Linked DNA regions of Homo sapiens: all the other regions are linked to region 4. The links are chromatin loops, found by intact Hi-C in ENCODE. Cell type or tissue: mammary epithelial cell. All regions are shown on one strand. Region 1 overlaps SLC9A9 (solute carrier family 9 member A9). Region 2 overlaps SLC9A9 (solute carrier family 9 member A9). Region 3 overlaps SLC9A9 (solute carrier family 9 member A9). Region 4 has its middle 16 kb from the start of CHST2. Region 5 overlaps SLC9A9 (solute carrier family 9 member A9).

Region 1 (5,000 bases), 190 kb after region 4:
AGGCTGAGGCAGGAAGATCACCTGAGCCCAGGAAGACAAGGTTGCAGTGAGCCACGATTGCACCACTACACTCCAGCCTGGGCGATAGAGGAAACCCTGTTTTTTAAAAAAACAGTAGCTTATTTCCTAGCAATCTGCACTAAAACTCTCATGGCAGCCTCTTAAAGGGCCTCCTTTCTCTTCTGCCTCTTCCACCTTGTACACTAATTCAGCTTAATCTTTTAAAAATAATGTCAGTTCCCTGAACAAACATTTTCCATGGAAAAATATTTAATAGTGTCCCAAATCCTTTACTCTGGCTGGTAAGATTGTGGATGCCTAATATTTTCTTCTTTGTTTCTGTCTCTTCTTATTAACCAGAAAAAAAAAAAAAAAAAACCTTCCACACTTTTCCTTTTTCCATAGTAGTGAGAACAGTTCTGAGATCACTCTCTGGTGGCCCTCCTTGAATTTGTCTTTATTGGCTGTGTCACCATGTCACTTACCCTCCCTCGATCCCAGATTATCCACACCTGTAAAATACAGTTCATACAAGGACTGAATGAGAAAATGCATGTAAAACACCCAACACAGTCCTTAAGCAATGGAAGCTTGGGTACTGAGAAGTGCCTGTAATACTGGCCTTGTTAAGTATTTGTTAACAGATCAGTGGAACACAATCAACTACTTCTCTCTCATTTCCTAACCCTCTATAACCTAAAACCTTACCCTTGGCCTCAGTTCAGAGTTCACTGTCAGACTGGGTTTTATTTTGGTAGGGTCAGCCTGGCTGTCCTTGTGTTTTCATCTGTCTCTGACTGCATGCTTCCAAGGCCATGGCACTGTCTTCCACACCACATGGGCAAATCCAGGAGTAAAGGCTTCCTAAATTTTGTTAAGGGTGAGAGTGTTGTGCATAGGAGAAACTGACAGCCAGAGACACCCTTGGAAGGCCGTGGCCAGTTCCACAGGACATGTCCACTTGGGCTGTATGGAGTCTTCAAACCTTTGGACCTCATGCTGGTCAGTACTATGAGCAGCAGCCTCAAAAGGGATAGCTGTGGACTATCTATTGGTGCCTTGTCAGTTACTATTTAAAGCAAGTCCTGCAGACCTGGTCTCTGCCTCTAGGATCAGCTCAGGGCAAACAGAGGAGTGGATCAGACATCACTTGTGCATTTTCTGGAATGTACAGACATGCCCTCAATAAAGAGTTAGGCATCATAATATGTCCTGGTTCAGTATATTGTTCATATCTGTTTTTTAATGGTTGAAACTCTAATATCACTTGGTATTGGTTTTCTATTCATGCATGCAAGTGCTCTGCGAAAACTTTATGTATTCATTTGTATGTGAGTATTTGTAAAAACCTCAATAAAAAGTTATTAGCAATAATGGAAAGAAAAAGTATAAAAATCTTGGATGTGCAGTAAAAGGAGATTTTGACTATTTTCAGACCCACACTAGATCTCAAGTCATCAGGATTCCTTGAGGCATCGAGGTCACCATTGTCTCTTGCCTAATACAACAGCCTGCTAAGTGGTCTCCCAGACACTACACTTGCTTTCCTGCAATTCTCCACACAGCAACCAGAGTGATCTGTAAAATAGTCAATTAGGTCACATTATTCCCTTCCTTAAAACTCTTTGATGGACACTTAGTTCACTTAGAATAAAATCTCCCCTCTTAACTTTGCCTGCCGGCCCTGCGTGATCTGTCTGCCTCATTGCTTTCTTCAGCCTTCCTTCCTCCCTCTTCTCTCCCTCTCACCATTCTCAGCCACACTGGCCTTCTTTCTGTTTCTTCAATGCACTCAGCTCCCCTCTACAACGTGCCCCCTCCCCCCAGGCCTTTGCATGTGCTGGTCCTTCTGCATGGGATGGTCTTCTCTCAGCTGCTCATGAGGGTGGCTCCTTCTCATTTTCACTTTTAGAAAGCCCTTCCCCAACTACCTTCTCTAATGTAATTCCCCACTCCATGGCTATTCTCCATTGTGGCAAATAAGGATCATACTGTGTAATTATTCTACTTGCTTAATTTGAGTTTTGTTTTCTCCCCCTAGTACATTGTTAGATTGTAAACTGCATGGTAACAAGGGCTGTACCTTCCATCCCCAGCATCTAGTACAGTGCCTGGCACTTAGTAGGCACTAAATAAATATTTGTCAAATCAATGAAGTGTTATATCTTTGTGCACTTAAAATTAATGGTCACTGGAGTCTATTAGGGGACCACTTTCTCTTGCCTTGTGCATATATCTTTTCCTCAGCGGTAATGATCTCCTTTTATCTGTCAGTAGATGGAGTATATACACTCAAAGATAAGCCTTCTTAGGATAATTCCAGTTGAAATAGCTCATAAATGGTCCCTGCAAGTATTCTGAGAGTACAGCCAGGAGACGGAAACATAGTCCTCTAGAGTTTCAACTAGAACTAACTTGTAGAGCCTCTTTCAAACAGGAAAGAAAGAGGAAGGAAGTCTAAATTCTCCAAAAATGGTGAATGATAAAGCCAAGTGAAGGCTACACTTCCTCTCTTAAAAAATCACTACCTCCCACAATTAATTAGAGAAAAAAAAATCTGATAAAAGTAGACTTGTGGAGGTGGAACAGAGTTGGGGTGAATGAATAGTAAAGGAACTTTCCTCTTAAATATGGGGAAGAAGAAAAGGAAAATAAACTTAGACACTGGACCAGATAGTCCAAAAAGGAATCCCTTAGCACATACCATATGGAACAATATGAGTTTTAATTCAAGAGGAAAAGGAGACAGATTTTGGCACTGTTACTTTTCCAGCTCCTTTTACTACCAGCAGATTGATTCCATTTCTTATGCCCTGAGGCTTTTCCTGTTTCCTGTCATGTGAACTTAGAAGCATTTTCCTCTACCCACTCCTACTCTTAGCCCTCTCCCCTTCCCTATTTTTTGTTCTTCCTCAAACATCTTCCATCTATGGCCACCTACTGGAGATACAGAAATATCTCCTAAGATTGTTCTTATTCTACATGCTTGGGGGTAATATTCTAAATGTAACAGGATTAACAGACATTCTGACTTCAAAATCTTGATGAATGCATTCTCATACTGTTCAGCAATGTGGTACTAGGTGCAGATTTTCCAGGCTAAAGGAAAAAAATCATGAGATCATTTTTATGAAGAGCAGTGCAAATTCTTTCAAATTCATTCTAAATTCATTGAGCACTAACTAGTCTAATTCCTCTTTTATGTTCCACTAGAAGTTGCAGACTTAGATTTTCTAAATAGCTTGCAACCCATGTCAACAAGGCATTTTTCTATATGGACATTTTTTTCTGTATGCACAAGTACTATCTATTTTCTCTGCTTACATTTGTTTGATAAAGAATAGATCTCTATAAATCAGAATCTGAGTTTTCTTTAAATAAACAATTACATATGATACTATAGTGGTAGATACATGTCATTACAAATTTGTCAAAACCCACGGAATGCATAACACAACCTCAATGTAAACTATGGACTTCGGCTAATAATGTGTCAATATTGATGTTAATAACAGAGGAAACTATGTGTGGGACATATGGAGTATATGGCAACTCTGTACTTTCTGCTCAATTTTTCTGTAAATCTAGAACTGCTCCAAAATGTAAGGTCTATTAATTTTTAAAAATATGAAAGTTTATAATCCCTTGGTTTTCAGATATTTGATGATATCAAAGATTGTTTTACTGAACTACTGTGAATAGCCTGAAAACACAGCAACAGTGAACCATAAAGAGGCATGTAAACTTCCACTATCTTAATGAGATGCTGATGTAACACTGAAGCCTGGATAACCCTAACTGTGTTTGACACATTCCGTTCTCCATCTTCCCGATTCAAAACCCTACACGGTATTCAAAGCCCAGTGCAATGCCATCCCCTTTATCAGAACCTCCAACCCTCCACCTGGAAGTAATTTCTGTCACTCCTACACCCTGGTGGTAATTTGCTTGAACTTTTCCAGCCTTCACATGTTGTACACAGGCCTCTCCTGTTTCTACCACAAGATGTCTTTAGCTGCTAGAAGATGTTTGGATTGTTCTCCTTGATTAGCTTGATTTTTCCCCCTAATATTCGCTTCGTTATGGACCCCAGGGGTTGTATGTTGGTAACAATGCCTGGATCATTCCTCTCTAATAACACTGTCCTTGCCTATCTGCAAGTCTGAATGTTTTGTGATGTTGCATATTCTGCTGTCAGTTTTGCTTGACCACATCTGACCCATTTAGGGATCTTGCCAGAGTCCTGAACATATAACTTATTGCCTACTGTGTGCCCTGAACTTTCCACTCGAGTTGACCTTTGCAAGCAGTACTTGCTCTAAAAGGGTATCAAAGTCAAACGACCAACTTTTAATAATCTAACTACACAAGAACAGGGAGATGTTTCCCAGCCTTAGCGCAGCCATAACCCAAACAACACATTGCTCCATAATGCTCACAATAAATCCTGTATATTGCATAAAGGATGTTTCCCATTAAGGGCAACCTTACAGCTCTAGCAATGTTTTTTGTCCGTTGAAGGTGAAGGTGTGTATGTGTTTGGGGTGGAGGTGGCGGTAGGGGAGTTAGTTGATGGGTGAGTAAAGAAAACAGATAAGAGTCTGAGACCAGGGGCTGACCAGAGTACTTAGTAGAACAACATGGCCAAAATGAAAAAATAAAGTTGTAGAACCCGTACAGGTAATTCTCCTTTGCATTGGCAGCATCAGATCCCTATTGACATGAAATTTGAAATCATTGGTTAGCAAAACAATTTTGATTTCCCATTGAGTTCTTGGGGAGGGGGTGCAAATAACATTGGTGAAGCTGGGCTGCCCGACTCTGCCATCCTCCCATATGGCAGGTGTGCAGGCCACCTTGGCCTCCTGCGCGTGCTGCTCCTCATGGGCAGCTGCAGTCCGCCCATCGTCTCTGGGGCTGATGGAGAAGTGCTCGCCTCTCTGGCAGAGGGAGCTTCACTTCTGTTCCATTCATCTCCCTAGCTGCTCAGCAGTTCCTCC
Region 2 (5,000 bases), 170 kb after region 4:
TGAGGGGAACAAATGTCTTGGCACTTGTAGCCCATTTGGAATGTTTGGCACACAGGTTGAGAAAGTCTGACTGAGTGGTTAAAAGCGTGTGCTTTTAAGTCCTGGAAGCATTAGTGTAAGTCCTCACTTTGCCTCTCCAGGTGGTATTTTAGCTGTTTCACCTAGGTCTGAGCCTCAGTTTGGTCATCTGTGAAAAGGGACAGAGTATTTGCACCTCTATCATAGGGTTGTGGTGAATATCAAGAGAGAATGCATGTAGAGCACTTGACATGCATATTAATTCTTATTAGCTGTTTTTATTTCTACTTCTAAAATTCTGTGATTTGCCCTCCTGCCCATTCTGCACCTCATTGGAAGAAGCAGATAAACCTCTTCAGTGTTTGGAAATGTATAAACTTTTTTAGGGGGAGTGAGGAGTGCTTTAAAGGAGTGCTTCTCAATGTTTAAAATGCATTCAGATGCCTGGGGATGTTGTTATAATAAAATGCAGATTCTGATTCAGTAGGCCTGGGGTGGGGCCTGAGATTCTGCATTTCTAAGCAGCTCTCAGGTGATGCCTATGCTCCTGATCCACAGAGCTATGCTATGAGTAAGGCTATGCTTTGAGCAATGGCTCTTAAACTCTATTGTACATCAGAATCTTTGGAGGGAACTTTTAAAAGCCCGGAGTCTGATTTGGTACAGGGTGAGGCCTGAGCATCAGGTTTTTTAAAAGTTTCTCAGCAGCCAAGTTGGAGTACCACTCTTTAAAGCACTCTTTAGTAAAACACAGGGAAAAGTTGAATTGATTTGTGTTCCAGAAGCTGGAAGTAATTAATTTCCCTTCAAATAGGTCCCCTTTTCCCTAGGAGATTTGCAGATTTGCACTGAACTATGGCCAAAATAAGAACCTTTTAAACCTTTATTTTAAAGGCAAAAACCTGTTTAACATCTGCATTCAGGAAGCTTTGTGGTCCAGTAGCTCAGAAATAGGCCCAGGAGAAACAGCATTCAGCCCCTAATCCTCACCACTACCACCTTCACCATGACCTTGGGAAATCTTTTCATGTGTATGTTTCCATATTTTCTCATTTGCAAAACTTGGCTAATCCTGCAGAACGGCCACAGGATGTGTGTATGGTCAGATGCAGCTTTAAAATCACTCCTGCTGCCCATCTCCCAAATTGTTCTGATTTGCTTACTAAATTTTGACATTTGCGCAAAATGCATACTTTGTAAGTCTTGGAAGTTGGTAATATTCAAACTATAGTCTTCTATCTCTCTCCCTCTTTTAATAGTACCAACTGCTTCCTCTTCTATTCACACATAGTTTAAGTTTAATGCACCCCAGAGCTGCAGAGAAATCAGCAAGAGGGCGGAAATGATTTTTTAAAAGCTGTGGCATGAAGATTGGCCTTGCAGGATTAGCCTTTTTCTTGGCCCTCTAGTGGAAAAGTCCACCTATACTTGAGGGTGGAGGTCATGCAGACAAAAAGCCTTCAGTAGGCAAGAGTAGAATGGAATAGCTGGGTGTTAGGGCCATCCTCTGCAGAAGATGAGACAGACGCATTCTCCAGCAGCAGTCCTTAAATGTTGGTGTGTATCAGAATCACCTGGGGATCTAGTGGAGCCCACAGTGACTCAGGCCTTTGAAGTAGTATAGGGCACAGTCCCTGTGTTTTTGCAGCTTCCCCTAGTGATTCTGACACTGACCAAAGTGTGAGAACCACTGTCCTAGAGTGTTCCGCTTTCCCTTGGTGTTTTTCAGTTAGTGTCTTCCCAACCACATTTCTAAGCCCACCCAAAGCTGAAAAGCTTTCTTTTTCTGGTGTGCAAAATACTAGTTGTATATGTTAATTTTCAAGCCACTCTTAATGTCAGTGGAGGTGTTTTTTATGAAACCAGGAGGGGCCAACCCTTGCAGAACTGCAGAGTGGAAATAAAAGAGGTTCAGAATCCTCATTATCTCAACTTGTCCTCCTTCACCCTAGGAAGAGTGAGAGGGTTGGGGAGAGAGGTGTTGCTAGCTGCTGGCCTGGTATATCTTACCTGGCACCTCTGCTAGGGGCTTTAAGACAGTGTTGTCCCACCTTTGTCACAGCGGGCCAGGAATCTTTTGCAACTCTGGATTGTGATGCAGAGGATGAGGAGCACGTTGCCTTGAGCATTAAAGCTATGGTGGGTGGGGGATGCTGGAGGCATCAGCCCCCATTTCCTCTGGATGATTGCCCTAGTATATACAGGCAATAGGCTTATACATCTTTTCTTCACTAGCACTCAGCATACTGCCCAGAATACAGTAGGTGCTTAATGAATGCTTGTCTAAAAAGATGGAAAATCGGGTAGCAGAGAAGAACCAAAAGATGCCAGAAAATAGAAAGAAAAAAACATTGAAGGTGAAAATGAGGTGTTTGTATTAATAAATATTAAGAGGAATGAATTAAAGGGCTGAAAAAGCCCAAGAAAGGAGATGCAGGAAAGGCTGGGAGTCCTGAATGAGGTTTGTGTGGAGTGGCGGGGAGGAGGAGAGAGCCCCTGAAACAGCCAGATAAGAAGGAAAAATAGCAGGAGGGAAGGAAATAAGAGCAGTGATGGAGGGACAGAGGAAAGCAGTAAAGAGCCAGGAAGATGGCGAGAGGGAGAGCTGGCAGAAAGGACAGATCCTCCAACCAGCCAGCAGGTTTGGTCTTATTCCTTACTGGGAACAGACAGAATGACTGCGTTTGACGAGGAGTGACTCAGGCTCAAGACAGGCAGAACTGGAGGATAAAGCCAGATGGGTACAAGTGAAGTGGGTCACTGTCAAGAATCATCACGTTTTCTGGAATTCGATGTTTTCAAATTGCATAATCCTCCTTGTTCTCAATTATCCTCCACAAGAGTGTGGAGTCCCTCCCACGTTACAAGTCCATCTCAGTTAAGCCCCAGACATGCACTTCTAACACCACGGAGGGCTTCTTGGCAGCCTTCCCTGCCCGCCCTCTCCACATCGTGCCCTTCCCCTGCAGAGGGACAACTGGCTCTCCAGGCATTTCCCTTCCGGACTTCCAGTGTGACACACACGCTCTGGCTGCTTTCCTGTCCCCAAAGACTCTTACTCCTCCAGGGCCACTGCCAGCCTAGTCACAGCCTTTGTACAAATTAGAGAGGCCCACCTGGATCATGGGCAGATGAGAACAAGGCACAGTCTGAGACTCAAAGAAGTAGCTGTGTGTTTGTGTTGGGGCTGGGGAGGGGTGTGTAGAGGAGTGTTCAGGGAAAGTTTCAAATAGAAAGTGATATCTGAACTGAGTTTCCAAAGGGGAACAAATGTTTTTCCTGTTCCAGGTGGGTTTTTTTCTTTTTCTTTTCTTTTTTTTTTTTTGAGGGAAGGAGGGAAGGAGGCAAGGCCTCTTGGGGGCTGGAACAGCATGTGCAAAGGAGCAGAGGTGTGAAACAGCATGCTATCCAATATTGCTGGTGTGTTCTTGCATGAGAGGCAGCAAGAGGAGGACTAAGTGATGAGAATGAGGTTAGACTAGGTAGGAAGGGCCAGGTGTCTGGTTTTAAGCAAGGGAAAGACACAGTGAGACTTGCATTTGAGGATGATTACTTTGGAAAGATATTATTTGCTTTTTACATATGAGCATACTAAACCTCAGAGAGGTATTTATAAGTGACCTGCTTCATGTGACACACTTAATAGCGGAACTAGAACTTGACTCCACCTTGTGCTAAACCAGGGTCTCCTTACCTACACTTCAGGTCTGGATGACCTCTGAGATTTCCCTTGCAAAACTTGCCAGGCCCATTTGACTCCTCCCAAAAGCCAAAAAAGACTTAGATTCAGGCCGGCAGAGGCACTGCCCTTGGTCCCCTAAAAAGATGACTTAAAACATCTGTTTTCTCCATTTCTTAACAGAGGAACTTTATTCATTCCAGGTTAGTCTTTAGAAAGCAAAACCAAAATACTCCACTGGACATTTACTGGCACAGATTTCCAGAAAACATATATATACTGAATGGGGGAAAGAGGATGAAGAGGTCTCTTAGACCTTTGTGGGAAGATGGCAACTAGAGTCACTTCTTAGTCACCCACTGGAATGGTGGATAAGTCAAATTGTATCCATTGTTTTGGGTCTCTTCCTGCCACATAACTTCATAATAGGTCTGCTTATGATAAAAATGCAATTATTTCAGTATTTCTCCTTTTTCTGCCTCTCATACATAGGTGAGATTTCTCCTAGATAGATGGCCTCAGGGAGAAGAGAGGTGAAAAGAGCCATTAAAATCCAAACTCTGGTTGTCTGAGCCATCCAAGAAACACCCACGTTAATGGCTGTGCCTAGGAGGCGCATATGTTTGACTCCAGAAGCAACAAACATTCTGGTTAGACATGGGATGTATTCCCCTGTTAAGACAAGGAACTGAGAGAGGAATCCAAAGCCTCTTGATAAGTTTGAGTTTTACAAGAGAGGCACTTTGGAATAAGAGGGGATGTTATTGCCTTGTTCAGACATGGCTTCATCTTGGCAGCATTCAGGCCTTGGGTTAAGAACTTGGTTTCGAGTTGACAGACTTGATAAAAGTCCAGCCATGGCTGGCTCATAAACGAGACACCCAAGATCTATCTTCAGAAAAGCCAATATATTTCTATTATCACTGCTGATAAGGCTGATTCTCTTTGAAGTTTAATAATGACTCTTCCAAAAATGTTCCCTCAGACATTCAAAATCCATCTTGTATTAGTTTTCCTAAAGGCTGGTTTAACACCCTCCCATTTCCTATTACGACTTAAGTCCAGTGGTATTAAATGCTTCAGTCTTGACACATGGCTCTGTTTACCTGCAAGCCCAGGTGATGAGCACCACCACCCTTAGGGCTCAGCACCCCTATACACTTTTCTGCAGCCTAGCTCCTCCTGCTGGTGTTTATAACTCAGGGTCAACAATTAATTTGGGTCTATGAATAATAACTCTGGAGAGTACTTTTATATTCTGATATCTGAACGTGAACCAGATATCAACATTATTATTAATTTC
Region 3 (5,000 bases), 510 kb after region 4:
TTATTCCTCTATCCTCTAGCAGCTAAGCAGCTATTGTTGCCAATGAGAAAACTATTGCCATCCAAATTGTAAGTAAGTGTAAGTAATCCTTATTGGAAATAAACCATCTCTCCTCTCTGGTTGCTTTTAAAATTTCTTCTTTCTCTTTGATGATCTCACATTTCACAACAATAATCAATCAAATATTTTCTTTGTCTTGCTTCCTCAAATATCTTATAAAGCTGTTCCCCTCCTCTAGGTGGAGGCTTAACACTTGAGGCCTGGAGCTGCCTGATTCACAAATCTCTGTTGCTCAAATAGACTCTTTAAAATTAAAAACACAACAAAATAAACCTAAAACCTGCAATGTATTTGAATGTGAATTAGTGTTAATTTATCCAGCTCTAGACATAATGTGATGCTTCAATTTATCTCTTTAATTTTGGAAAATTATCAACCATTATCCCTTCAAAATATTGCCACAATTCAATTCTCTTTAGTTTCTCCTTTTGAAATTTTTATTGATGAATTCTGGATTTTTAAAAAGTGCTATCCTCCATATCTCTTAACTAGCCTTTCATATTTTTTATCTGTACTACATGCTGGGCCATTTGCCAACTTTATATTCTGTTTCATCGCTGGGTTTAATATGACATTTATGTCATTCCCTTTAGTTTTTAATGTCAATATTTGCACTTTTCATTTTGAAAAGTTCTTTTTTTCCTATTATACCATTCTTTTCTAATTTTTCCCCACTCCACTGTTTACCTCTTTAGTCTCTTTAGTGTGCTCATTTGATAATCTTTCTCATATTTTTGTAATTTTTGTTTAGTTCCTTAGGGTGCTTGTCCTTCTGATTTACTTTTGTTTTGCTTATCTCCTTTCTTTCCTTCCTTTGCTCAACATGGTGGAGTTATTCTTCTTGCGGCCTGTACATTTTTTATTGTGAGCTCATTTTCAGAAAAGATTCTGTTTTTTAAGTGGGATTTCTATGTACCTGGGATGTGAAAGTATCACCTCAGGGCAGTTTCAGTGTATTTGGAAATAGGAAGAGGGGATACGGCTGTGACAGTTGTTTCAATAGTCCTGAAAACTCTCCATGTTAATTTATTGGCTTACATTTCCTGTATCACAACTGCCCAGGCTAGGGATTTTGATTTCTCAAATTCCAGATAGATGGCAAGTTTCGTTGCTATTTCTTAAGGCTGCTCTACACAGTCTATGTGACTGAAGGAACACTTTGAAATTGCAGGCCCTATTCAAAGAGCTTTGCTCAAGTTGTATTACCATGAGTGAACCTTTAGACAGGGTTCTGATTTCCACATGGAAATGGGATTCCAGCTCCAAAACCTCTGGGCAGTATATGCCATATAAAATCACATGGCCACTGACAGTGGCAGCTTCCCACTCTTGCTGTGATTTTTCTCTTGTTTCTCACACTTGGAGAATTTCCTTTTCTCTCCTTCAAAATCAACTCTACATTTAGTAATGTTCGCTTTTTAAAATAAAGCCTTTCTTTGAGTTTTTAGTGCATAGGACCTATCATTTTAATCCACCATGTTCTGAACATTCTAGGATCATGAAATATGGTTGTTATTATTCTTACTTGTCCTCCAACCACTTTCTTCCAATAATGGATTCCATGTCACTGGTCACAGGGATGGGAATGTGACTCAGATCTGACCAGTGACCTTGTTTAATTCCCTTCGAGTATTATGTGATTGGCTTATGGGTGATCTTCTGATACAAGCAGAGGCAAACAGAGTCTTTGTGACTGATATGCAAATATTGGGAGAATGAAATGTTATTTTGAGCTAAAAAAAAAAAAAAGTAAGCCTGGAGATGCCATTAGTCACCTTCTCCTGCTTTCTAGAGTAAGCTATCTATCTGCACCATGAAAGAATGAGGCTAGCACTCAGAGACAATCGGGGCCAAGAGAGAAAAAGAACAGATAGACAGCCATGTTTGAAGTCTTAAGCCTGGCATGTCCAGAGTCAGCTCAATCCCTGTTAAACAGGCCAGTGGACAAATTTTGCTGAAGCTAATTTGAATTGGGTTTCTATCACTTTCATCACTTGCATCTGACTTATATACCAATAAATTAAAGTACATTGGAACTGAGATAAGAAACCATCCACATGGATTTCTTTTATTTATTTTTGGTAGGCCAATTTGTCACGCATGACTTGACACGAGCAAAGCAAGTTCTAAGTTACGGGGTAGAGTTCTGGAGACGCTGCCAGTGAATGTCAGATCTCATCCGTGAGACAAAAGACAGAGTCACAGAATATAATCAAGGTCAAGTCCCAGTAATCTGAACAGGGACATTAAGAGGTAGGGTAGGGGAGATGCCAGAGTCAGGAACCAGGGAACAGGAATGAGAGAAAAACAAACAAGACAGCAGCAGCAGGCAGGGGTGTGGGCAGCACACCGAGCACACAACTTAAAGCTGGAATTCAGCTGAGCACTGCTTCCCAGCCTCTGTTTAAAGATCCCAGGGTGGCCTTGCCATTCCTGCCATGTGATGCCACCTGGTGTCTGAAAAATGAAGTCAGCATGAAATTGACTCCCAAGACAAGGAGTCCTTAAGCAAAAACAGCCATAACTTTTTTTTTTTTTAATTATGTATCACCCCAGTATCTAGACAGGCATCAAAATAAATGAGTTTCATGCTGATTATCAGTTTTCAAGGCAAATATCAAAGTGAATTACCTTCAGAAAGATGTGTCAAGATATAAGAAACTTGTTCTTAAGTTAAGCAGATTCATGAGAAATATACCTCTGGTTGTGATAACAGTTTCAGTTAATTCTGATCAAAAGGGGACAGCTTCTTATCACCTCTGTGTTTACAACTATGGGTCAAATTGGAGGAGCACTAATGAGGGTTTCTAACAAGGCTTTTCAAATAGTTGGAAGAAGCAGAATGAACATGAAATATCTATCTCTGGAAGAGGTTTTAATGATTAGTATTATAAAACGTCTCCCCATCTGCTTCTGAAGGGGTCTATGAACTCATTCATTCAGTAGTTATTGGAGAACCTACCAAATAATTGCCTATGTGTTGTGAGGGATGGAGAAAATTTGCCTTTAAGGAACTCGAAATCTACTTCAAGATGACGTTACCAAGAGAAAAAATGGAATTATTTTAGGAATATATTTTTATAACCAAACCCTATACATGTAAGCTATTTTCTGAAATGGTTTCTAGGGTGAGGTTTTGTTACGCATATTAAATCCCTTTATAGATATTGTTTGCCTACTTCAGTGAGGAGTTATTGAGGGCCGAGATGAGTGGCTATGCCCATCCAGTCTTTGTCACCAACACTTGGCATAATGTCTGGCACATACTGATCCTCAGTACATTTCTCTTGAACGGTTGGATGATAGTTCAAGGTTCCCCTCAGTTCCACGGTTGCTTGAGTCTTATAGCCATCCAATTACCTTCCATATTAAATTTCCCTCAAGATACATGGGCGGTAAGAAATGTAGTCTTTCAAAATGCCACTCAAAGTGCCAAGCGTTCACTGGTATCACACTTTAAATGACATTATCTAGCAAGAACTTCTCTGCAGCATAACAGTCTCATTTAAAAAGACAAAATTGGTGCTCCATTTCTTCATCTTTTTAAATAATTGATGACATCGAATTTCCTTATAAGCATTTACTTAACAGGGAATAAAGACATCTAGTATGTATTTATTGTCATCCAAGAGTCAGCTGTTTAATGAGATACTTATTTTATCTCTAAGAAAACCTGGAGGCATTTGCACACTGTGGAATTATTTTATGAGTAGGTTTCAGTACAACAATAGCAGTATTTCTGTTTTGCAGATAAATGGCCCAAAACAGCCAACATCTTCTTTCTCTTCTATCATGGGTAGCAAAAGAATTTCAGACTTCTACCTCTGTGCAATCTGCACTTAAATGAACATTGCCAATTATTAAGTATGTTAATGGGGATTTTTGGGACCAGAGTCTATCATAAGTAGTTTGCTCTATTTTGGTAAATATATGCAAGCCAAAAGAAAAAAATAAAAATCACTTGTGATTCCACATAACACTTCTGACTCCATGTAATTTATATATAAATAATACAAATGTTATATGTTATTTATATATACAGGTATAATAAAATATATAAAATTTAATAATATATAATTATATTCATATATAATACATATAATGTATGTTAGTATATATAATATATAATTTTAGGTGCATTTGCACATATAAATTTGGCTGTGAATTTTTAACCAAGCTAGATCTTATTATATATTAAATTTTCTTATTTGATAGTTATTAAATATAAATATTATATATTAAATTTCCTGTTTACTTAAAAATGTATTGTGAATATCTTTTCCCATCAATATATTTTTTCTTTATTATTTTTTAAATGACTTCATAGGGTTCCATGATATTAATATGCTATAATTCACTCAACCAACTAGTAACCATTGTGCACAACTTCTTGCTCAAATCAATGCATTCATCTCCATGGAGAGACTATTGCACATGCCCATAATTACTTCTTAGAATAAATTTCTAGAAACAAAATTGCTGGATCAAATGATTCACAAAATCTAATGGCTCAGTAAACACTGCCTTTGTAAAAGTTTTATCACTTTCCTTTTTCACCAATCATATAGGAGGGTTCTCAATTCCCAAACCCTGACTTACTCCAAGTATGATTATTCTTTTTTGAGTCCTGAAGATTTAAATATTTGCCAGGTAAAAATAATACTCCATTGTTGGTTTAATTTGTTTTACTTCATTATTAGTAAAGCTGATCTTATTTAGTATAGCTGTTGTCCATTTATGTTTCTTCTTTTGTTTATTAACTATTTATATCATTTGTCCATTTTTCTATTATGCTTACCTTTTATTATTGGTCTTTGATGATAGGAGTAACAGCAACAGCTAACATTTAATGTGTATTGAGCATGACCCACCAGGCCCTGATTTAGGTGTTTTATGTTTAATCCCATCCTGTGAGGTAAGTGCTATTACTGTCTATTTTA
Region 4 (5,000 bases):
CAAATTATTAGATGTGTGTCAGTCTGGTCAATATGGCAATTTAATCACCTTGGGAGCAATTAAACCACACTTTTCATTTCTTATCTCCTGCACAGGAAGTAGTGAATGAACTATTTCTGAAGTGACTGATTTGCACCATGGTAGAGGTAGGGGTGGAGGAGGGTTGACTTAAAAGCCCCCAAGAAACCAATCAGCAGTCCTTTCCAGACTGGCACTGTGTGCACTTTGCCATTTTGCCCTGTATCTGGGGACACACACACACACACACACACACACACACACACATTGATAGTGTTTATCAGGTACCGGTGTCTTTCTCCATGCCCTCATTGCCCCCTGCTCATGCTTCTAAAACACCTCTTAGCACTGACTGTGGGACAGTGGCTGCCCAGCATCCAAGCCCTGATTTTCTTTTGGAAATCTGTCTCCTGCTTCTTTGGTGCATGTGGTTGTGTTGGATCTAACTTCACACACAACTCTAGCATTTGCCATGCTGACTTTCCCAAGACCAAAATGATCGGCTAAGGACTGAGCACATGACCCAATTAGAGCCAATGAGATATCTTGATATTTTTGCTCAGATTTCGGGGTTAGGCAGGCATTCTTATTTAAAGAGGAGAAGACATAAGGACTGGTATCCATGGTGCCTCTAGAAGACAGTCAAATTGTGGAGAGCAGAGCCAAAAGATACGGAGAGAGAAACCACAGACTGGTGGACAAAGGGAAGCTAGGTTCTGGTGAAGTCATTTTAGCCCTGCTAAAATGGGTCTGAAGTCAGCCTTACCCTTGGTTTGCAATTAGAGGAGCCAGTTACATTTCCTTTTTGTTTGAGCCACTGTAGATTGGATGTTTTCTTCCTTATAGTGCAAAGAATCTCAACAAGTGCAGAATTTACCCAGTGTGTTATAAGCTGTTTCTCCTATTACAGGACAAGCTCCTGTAAGGCAGGGCTCTTGTCTTATCTGTGTGCTTCCAGCAGAAGGCACAGTGTCTGGCACGCGGGATGCCTCCAAACCATGTTTATTTTACTGTGTATGGAATGGTCTCACTTTACAGCATTGCTCTTCAAAGTCGGGTCCTTGGACCAGCAGTATCAGCCCCTCTCTAGACTGCCAGATCATAATCTGCATTTATTTATTTATTTATTTTTAGAGATGGGGTCTCTGTCACCTAGGCTGGAGTTCAGTGGCACGATCATAGCTCACTGTAGCCTCGAACCCTTGGGCTCAAGCGATCCTCCCATCTACATTTTAATAAGATCCTCAGGTGATTCCTGTGCTTTTGGGAAGGATTGCTCTACAGACTTATAGTCAATTGCATTTTGCAAACATCTGGCCTGGAGTGGTTGTGCTGGCCTAAAGAGTACCACCTCAGTTCAGTAATTCTGGCTGCATTTCAAGACTCTACCAGTAGGTATCTTGTCCACAGGATTCCATAAATTTACAGATAAGATGCTCAGAAAGCCAGGTGTGGCATCTGCAGTAGTCCAGTCCCACAGAGTGAGGGAGGTGAAAGACCCCCACAGCTTCACCATGGTTGCCTGGATCCCTTCCTGGCACCATGTCCTGGCAGCCTGCCAAAGGACTGAGCATTTGTTTACCTATGAATATGTTAACAACCCACTAGATTCTTGGTTTTGGGAGCCTGGAGAAGGCTAAGTGAAACCTGAATTCTGTCACAGTCTAGGGAATAATACATGTTAAAATGAATTCTGGGCTTCCATCCTGCAGCATTTTAGCCATGTGGCTGGGTCCAGGATTCGATTCTTAGAGTCTTTTCAAGCATATGATATTAGGAGGGATGAAGGCAAACAAGCGTTGTATAAATCACATAAAAAGACTAAGATTTCCATTTCTGAGCTTGTTTTTGGGTGATGAGAAAGTTTGGTTTGTCAGACACCCTACAAATTACATTATGTATAAATGACAATGTAAATCTATTCATTTCTTTTCTGATTTCCACTTATCCCCTTTAGTAAGAATATATTTCTTACCCTAAGAGTTTTACACCCAGCTATAACACATTCATTTTGAGTGAATTTAGAAAAACAGAGTCTCATCTAAGGAACATACATGCATGTTACCATACATATGCATATTAACATAAATGATTTGCACAACTTTTAATAATGTGAGACAGAAAGAATGAGTCACTTCTTTTCTGTAACTTAAGAATTTGCTTAAAAATGCATATTAGGAAGCTTCAAGCTGGGGGCAGGAGAGGAACACATTCATATTCCTTGTAGCTGCGGTTTGCTCTCCTGGAAGTGGGAGTGATGACTAATAACATTGTCTCTATGGGGATGTGGTCCTGGCATTGCCATTGGCAGTTGCCCTTCCGGGCTTTTCAAACCATCTGCAATAACTTCTGTCTTCTGGTCATTACTTCTTCCAGTCCCCATTCTACAGACTGTGGGTCAGTTCTCTAACTTACAGTAATGTTATGATTCCCATTCTCCCCCCAAAATATCAGAGGACTTCCAGGAGGTCTTAATTGCTTATAGATGGTTACCTCACCACTCTGATGAAAATATTCTGGTTGTGGTAACTTGCATTTTAATATCCAACATCTTACTTTTTCTTTGTTTCTTTGTGGCAGGTTAAGTACTTTCATTTATATAATTTTTGACAGCCAGCATGGTCTATAACTCCAGTAAATGGCAGAGAACAGAGCTACTACATACTAAACAGAACACATTGTGAAACACACTAGACTTGGGGTATCCTGGAGGAGCACGCATTGGGCAAGAGTAATTTCCACAGTTGGCCACCCTGGCTCTCACCACTGAGTGTGGGGAAAAATCCACAGACCATGGCAATAGATGGTTAGCTATCCATTATATCTAGCTCTCTAGATACACACACAGTCATGTGTGCACAAACATGCATGTGTATGTGTATTTGTAAGGAGGCTGTCTCATAGACAAATAGCATTTTAACATATCAGAGCTGTGCAAGGTGAGGCTAAACAGGGGTCGAGTGCACTTAATGGCCAGCTGATGCAGGTGAATGCATTTTGCTCAGGGAGAAGTACCAGCCCTTTTAGATTAGCTAAGATGATGGTTTGTTCACTTTTTTTTTTTTTTGAGATGGAGTCTCGCTCTTGTCACCCACGCTGAACTGCAATGAAGCAATCTTGGCTCACTGCATCCTCCGCCTCCTAGGTTCAAGCGATTCTCCTGCCTCAGCCTCCTGAGTAGCTGAGATTACAGGTGCCTGCCACCAGGCCTGGCTAATTTTGTATTTTTAGTAGAGACGGGGTTTCACCATGTTGGCCAGGCTGGTCTCGAACTCCCAACCTCAAGTGAACCGTCTGCCTCGGCCTCCCAAAGTGCTGGGATTACAGGCATGAGCCACTGCGTCCAGTGGTTTGTTCACTTTTAAAAAGCAACTTTACATTGGCAATGAATGAGTAGAAAATATTTCCTTCCTTTGACATCCAGAGGATGATTGTTTGCAATCTTGATGTAGTGCCCTGCTCTAGCCACAGTTCTGTGCATATATTTAGTCCTCACAGTGACCCTCTAACATAGCCACTACTCATATCCTTGTCTACAGATGATGCACAGAGAGGAGGAGTAAACTGCTTAAGGTCACACAGCTAGTAATTGGTATAGCCAGTCCATTTCATCCCAGAGCCCATGCTCTTACTGTTCACCTTTAATTTCTCCATTAAAGAGGTTAGGCCAGGCACAGTGGTTTATACCTGTAATCCCAGCACTTTGGGAGGCCAAGGTGGGAGGATCACTGGAGGTCAGGAGTTTAAGACCAGCCTGGCCAACATAGTGAGCCCTCATCTCTACCAAAAAAAAAAATAAATAAAAATAAAAATAAAATAAAATAAAATAAAATAAAATAAAATAAAAAAGGAGGCCGAGGTGGCAGGATCACTTAGGCCTAGGAGTTTGATGCTGCAGTGAGCTATGATTACATCACTACTGCACTCCAGCCTGGGTGGCAGAGTGAGACCCTGACTCTAAAAAGAAAAAAGAAAAAGAATTTACAGGTGTTCTTATTTTAGATTGACATGGCTACATTGCCTGCTGTCAAGTTAAAAACCTAGAATAGGTCTGGTTATTTGCCAAGAAGAAAACATCAGAAAACTCCTTCTCACATGTGGATAATTACTGAAGAATCTTTGTTTTTCTTTTTTTTTAGTTTTTTTCAAGGATACTTCAAGTTATCTAACCCAAATACCCAATTAGGATATAATTTTTTATTTGAATAATTATCATGTATCATCTATATTCTGAAACCAGTGAGCAATGTTAATAGAAATGTCCTATCTAGGGGCATGGGGAAAGCAACTATTTCCATTTTGGTGCAATTTAGAATTAGCTGACATGGAATGATTAGGAAGACTATGTGCTTATTTTCTTAATCAGAATTACAGCCATGGGACCTCAGTGACCCCATTGTTAATAAAGATGCACACTTAACACTTAGTCAAACACGGATATCATTTTTTAGGGATCAGGTCCTCAAGGCATTATGAAGACATCCTGTGATGTTCACAGTAGGTTGGGGAAAATCCCCTCAAAAAACTCCAAACCTGTCATCTTCCACAGTATTATGTACTTAAAAATAAAGACTTTGCTTGTGTGTTTGTGTGACAACTATTACTATTTCATGTGATAACTCTGTGCTCACTGTCAAAGGAGACAGCCACAGAGCACAGAGGTTGTGCATCTCCCAGAAAGTACACTGAGTCTCACTGGCCTGTTGAACAGCCAGTAAGAGACAAGAAGTGAGGGAGGTGTTGATGGATAGAGGTGTTACCAGCTGGTGACATCGTAGTCTAGCATGGGCCAAGGAACAAGAATGATCTGTGGGCTTTTTAATGTCCTTATGAAAGAGTTCTTGGGTGCCCCTTAACTTTTCCTAAATATTCAGAGAAAACATTGTATCTTTTTCTTTTCTTTTCTTTTTTTTTTTTTGAGACAGAGTCTGACTCTGTTGCTAGGCTGGAGTGCGGTGGCATGATCTCAGCTCACTGCAACC
Region 5 (5,000 bases), 300 kb after region 4:
TGGACTACAGGCACCCGCCACCATGCCCGGCTAATTTTTTGTATTTTTAATAGATATGGGGTTTTACCGTGTTAGCCAGGATGGTCTTGATCTCCCGACCTCGTGACCCAATTCTTAAAGTGAAAGGCCGAGTCCTTACAATGGCTTATAAGGCCCTGTATGATCTTCCCACCCCTCTTACTTCTCTAAACTCAGCCCCTCCTACTCTCCTACATGCTCACCCTTCAGCCTCACTGGCCCACTTGATGTTCCTCCAATTTGCCAGGTACATCTCACCTTACAGTCTTTGCATAAGCTATTGCCACTGCTAAAATGCTCTTCCTCCTCCCAGTCTTTACTCAAGAGATAACTTCTCAGTGAGGCCTACTTGGACTACCTAATTCAAATCACAGCCCAATCCCATCCCTATAACCCAGCCTCCATTCTCTCTTCCTCTGCTCAATTTTTTTTTCTGTACCACTTATCACCTGATATACTATATAATTTGCCCATTTGTTAAGCTAATTTCTCACGGCTTATTTTCTCTTGCCAAAATGAAAACACCCTGAGCACAGGCATTTTTGTTTATTTCAAATGCTCAGAACAGTGCTTGGCACACATGTATTTGTTAAGTGTGTGAATAAATTGATTTGTATAAGATGACTACACACCGGGTAATTACTATGTTCTAAACTCTCTCAGCTCCTGATGATGTATGTAGTGGGAACAGGCCCTGGAAAGGTTCTCAGTGCAGTAAACTCTTTGCCCATTCCAGTTACCTCAACTAGACTAGGCTCATTAATAGGCACAGGGCAAGTATTATCAAATACAGGAAAAATGAGAACTGCAACACTGATTTCTGAAAAACTATCTCATTACAATCACATTCCTACTTCATGCAGAAAAGGAAAACTGGAACAGTTCCAGGGTTTGGAGAGCTTTACCGAGAAAAGGTTGTTAAAACAAGCAGGCTGCCCTGGAATCAGTATTTGAAGGGCTCTCTTCCCCCTAGAATGGTGGCCACCTGGCTGATCTTGCCCACATTATTTTTTTGAGACGGAGTCTCATTCTGTTGCCAGGCTGGAGTGCAGTGGCGTGATCTTGGCTCACTGCAACCTCCGCCTCCCAGGTTCAAGCGATTCTCCTGCCTCAGACTCCCAAGTAGCTCGGACTACAGGTATATACCCCCACACCCGGCTAATTTTTGTATTTTTAGTAGAGATAGGGTTTCACCATGTTAGCTAGGATGGTCTTGATCTCCTGACCTCATGATCCCCCCACCTTGGCCTTCCAAAGTGCTGGGATTACAGGCATAAGCTACTGCGCCTGGCCTCTTGCCTGCATTTTATTCCAACTGAAGGCATTTCTTACCTTTGGACTCAAAACATGCTCTGATTAGACCAGCAGCACCAATCAGCCCTGGTGGTGTTTCAAAGAACTTTCCTTCCTTTGAACTTAACAGTGAAAGGGAGGTTAGCCTTAACAATGAAAGGTTATTTAGATATATCTTTTTGGCCAACCCTTTTATGCAAATCTAACTGCACTTGATGACAGAAATCAATCTTGATAAGTTTGCTCTTGATTTCATGGAAGGGTGGACAGTTCATGTAACAAAGTTTTCTTTAGTTTCCTGACGTGTTTCAGGGCAATAAGAAATCCTATCGACTTTGAAGCTTTTTAAAAGAGATGGTTGCTGGGTTCTTTGGGGGGAATTTATCCCACAAACAGCATGAAGATTTATTTTCATTCAAAAAATTGTGATTTTTTTGTGTGTTTTGACTCTGCTTATCTCTTCAGTGGAAAAGTACTTTGTAACTGATAAGCACTTCAGCAGATCAAGGAGATTCATTACCCTGGCAGTTTTTCATTTTCAGATAGAAATGAGTAGAAATTATCCAATTTCTCTTTTTATAATAACGTCCAATACATTTAGTGTTCAATTTCACACTGTCCCTTGATTTATAGCATTTGCCAGATTAATCGAGATCTGGTGATATTATAAAAGGTGGGGGTGTTCTGTTAACCCTTTAAGCCCAGGAGGCAGGCATACAGAACACCATGGGAAATACACTGACTCTGAAACATACTCCAGAAAGCAATTAACTTATGTTCTATTCGTGTTTCTATCTTGTCCTACCCAGCTCCAAATCTTGAGGAAATATGCAGATTCCTGACAGCAGCAGAATCTTTCAGAAAGGAGTCTCAGAAAACTTTATTAGAACCAACTGGAAAGTAAGCTGGAAGGTGCATATGAAACCTTTCGAATTCTGATGGTTTTGAAGTATAGATAACCTATATCTTCTATACCTTTGCATGCCAGGTTTTTATGAGGAAGACTTGCCTTTCACTGTCTACCTCTCTAGGGGGCGCTGTGGTTTGGATGAAGCTTTCCTGGCTCTGTCACCTACCTCTTAACTTCATCTCTCTGGGTCTCAGTGTCCTTATCTTTAAAATGGACACAATAAGATGAAAAGTAAAGTATATGGCACATAGTAGCACTGTATAATAATACCCCCCAAACACTAAATTTCCCTTAATTTAGGCAATGTTTACAGCTCAAGTCCTAGCATCTTTCTCAAGGTGGCTCGTGAACTAAAGTGTGCAATGGTATGCAGACATGTGAATACAGTTCTGTCTGCAAATATATTGAAAATCATTCGATGACAGAAACTAGGTGTTAAATTGTGTTCCTTTGGTTTCCTATATAATGTAACTGCTTCATAGATATTTAGTGATGAATAACTTAAAAGAGAAAGAGGGGCAGAAGGAAAAAAAAGAAACCTCATGGGTTATCCTTTTTGCTTATTTGATAATTCCCTGTTTAGATTTCATTATGCTGGCAACTCCTGCAGTTCCTCTGGGCTGAAGAAGTCCTCCTGGAAGAGCAACCTGTAATTTTCCTTTCCAGTGTTCGATTGCAACTTCTAACCACCGTAGCCCCTTCATGCCAGCTTCAGCCAGTCTGAGGGCACAGGCTGGAAAAGAGAATCCTTTCCACTCCTTATTTCTCCAGAATACGCCTATGCTGCCTCTGAAACACCTCCGGCCCATCCCCCCCATCTCACAGCTACTGCCCTAGGTCATCTTATCTCACCTGGATTCAGTCTCATAAATGCCTCTTTCCACCCTGGTCCATGCTAACCTCTGCTGCTGGATCAGTTTGATTCAGGTATAGCTCCCCTGACTGGGGAACTAAATCCCTCAGCCTAGTCCCCATCGTCCTCCATTACCTCTCCACATTCAGCTCTCTCAACCTCACCTCCTTTTCTTCATGTCTCCCTTACTTCATCCTAATCAAGCTCATGTGGTCCACCCCACGAGCCCCTTCTGACCTCCCTGCCGCTGCTCATTTTAACCTATTCCCTGGTTGCCCAAATCTACCTTGTCTGCAGCCCAGGCCCTGATTTCTCTCAGGCAGGGCTCTCACGCCCCGCCGTCATCAAGCTTTTCCATCCATCAGCTGGGGGAAAATGGCTTCTGCTGGCATCCCTTGACCTTATCAAGACCTCTTTTAAAGTATTTATCCTTCTCAATTTTGTCTTATATTTTATAAAATATTATCTAATATTTTATATTACAAAAAATTGTATTTTCGTATGCCTTTTCTCTTCTACCTGGTTATACTGTAAGCATCTTGTAGCCAGAACTCATGACTGGTTTGTTTTTGAATTTTAAAGAAGTTTCTTTTGCACTATAAACCCAATTCACCTGATTCTCTGAGTTGGAGGAAAGGCATTGGTCGATAGTGAGAGCCCTTGGGTCCAATGGCGTTGTGTTTCTTAGTGAAGTAGGTAACAAAGTCAAAGTTTTCAAAGTAAACAAGCTTTAAATACTTAAGAAAAGTAATTTAGTTCTTCAAAACTATTAAAATGTGGCTTATATATTTTCACTTCCAGTTATAGTTCTATGGCAAACTTTACTATTCAAAAAATTACTGACTCATTACAGAAAATTGGGAAATGCAGAAAAGTGGGAGCAAGGAAAAATGTCTTCACCTTGAATCCAACACATTGCCTGACACGTTAGACTTTCACTATGTTATCTTAAAGGTAGGAATCAATGACATCAAATTTTTTGGGTGATATGGGGCCTTGGAATGAGAGGAATGTATGCTGGGGTGGGTTTCAGAAGCAGCCAGTTCAGTGGCAGGATTTGTGGGGTGATAGGAAGCCCCACTGAGACATCTCCCCAAAGCCCCCTAGCTTAGTGCCACACAGCCTGAAACAGTACACAAGTGTCCTCCTCTCCACTCTGCTCTGCCAACTCAGTAATACACCTGGAGGGTTAACAGAGTTACACACAAAACAGGATTGCTACCCTCCCTGCAGGGGCTGCCTGGGCCAGTGACAGAACTAGGAGAAATCATGTAGAAAGGAAAATTACAGACACAACAATCCTTTACCCAGCTTTTCTATCTAACCAGTCCCATGGGCCCAACCCATGTTTCTCCACCCTTCCTCATCCTCAGATCAGGCCTTTCCTTCTGCCCTTCTGCTCTTCTCTTGCTCCGAGTTCCATCAAATCAGCCCTCACAGTACCTGTCCGGACATCAGGGCTGGGGGTGTCCACTGGTACCGGGAGAAGTGGGCTTGAACCTCCACGAGACTTCCACATGCGACCTCGTCTTGCGAGCACTGGGCAGTGGTCCAGTCCTACTGCTGGCAGGGTCACCGCATGACCTCCTTCTCACAGGCATGCCCCCTCTCCTGCCCTAACAGGCTAATGAGCCAGACGTTGACGGTGAAAATTTATTATGAGAGCACTTAGTATTAGCACTAGGAGGCCCTGTTGCTCATCACTGCTCACAAAACATTTTGAGGCCTTCAGCTGGAAAGTGCTATAATTGCAAAACAGCCTCAGCCAGATCTCGTTCAGTCCATCAGAAACTGATAGGTGAGTTACTGTTCTGTTCTAATGAGTCCCTTCCAATTTGGTCAGATGATTTGTGAAAATCAGATCAGAGGCAAAGTCTTGCCTTCTTCCTGGTACAGATGGAAGAAGAAACTGTGAAAGTGAGGCTG

What was found. Hi-C counts contacts between places; a loop is a spot of excess contacts. Peaks named below come from ENCODE experiments on the same cell type or tissue, not always from the same donor. Only the 100,000 strongest peaks of a DNase experiment are listed, where the experiment ranks them.
Region 1: a loop joins it to region 4, with 4 times the contacts of the local background. A loop is called at or near these places in 8 of 110 quality-filtered maps.
Region 2: a loop joins it to region 4, with 2.2 times the contacts of the local background. A loop is called at or near these places in 15 of 110 quality-filtered maps.
Region 3: it touches region 4 in a loop (14-fold over the local background); 31 of 110 quality-filtered maps call a loop at or near these places.
Region 5: a loop joins it to region 4, with 2.2 times the contacts of the local background. A loop is called at or near these places in 12 of 110 quality-filtered maps.

What each region holds. Positions count from the first base shown.
Region 1 is chr3:143,324,718-143,329,717 of GRCh38, forward strand. All of the region lies in intron 14 of SLC9A9 (solute carrier family 9 member A9), which reads right to left. Among named protein-coding and RNA genes, the nearest start is that of SLC9A9-AS1, 15 kb to the right of the region's middle. In mammary epithelial cell, CTCF peaks have their summits at 2,919 (motif pointing left) and 3,969; no DNase peak of the experiment used is centred here.
Region 2 is chr3:143,300,044-143,305,043 of GRCh38, forward strand. All of the region lies in intron 14 of SLC9A9 (solute carrier family 9 member A9), which reads right to left. Among named protein-coding and RNA genes, the nearest start is that of SLC9A9-AS1, 40 kb to the right of the region's middle. In mammary epithelial cell, a CTCF peak has its summit at 2,670; a DNase peak (open chromatin) is centred at 2,748.
Region 3 is chr3:143,642,180-143,647,179 of GRCh38, forward strand. All of the region lies in intron 6 of SLC9A9 (solute carrier family 9 member A9), which reads right to left. The region is part of intron 1 of LOC102724120 (a long non-coding RNA gene); the gene reads left to right. Among named protein-coding and RNA genes, the nearest start is that of SLC9A9, 200 kb to the right of the region's middle. In mammary epithelial cell, a CTCF peak has its summit at 2,510 (motif pointing left); a DNase peak (open chromatin) is centred at 2,492.
Region 4 is chr3:143,133,097-143,138,096 of GRCh38, forward strand. No RefSeq gene overlaps it. Among named protein-coding and RNA genes, the nearest start is that of CHST2, 16 kb to the left of the region's middle. In mammary epithelial cell, a CTCF peak has its summit at 2,213; a DNase peak (open chromatin) is centred at 2,265; H3K27ac peaks cover 991 bases.
Region 5 is chr3:143,431,615-143,436,614 of GRCh38, forward strand. All of the region lies in intron 12 of SLC9A9 (solute carrier family 9 member A9), which reads right to left. Among named protein-coding and RNA genes, the nearest start is that of SLC9A9-AS1, 92 kb to the left of the region's middle. In mammary epithelial cell, a CTCF peak has its summit at 2,344 (motif pointing right); no DNase peak of the experiment used is centred here.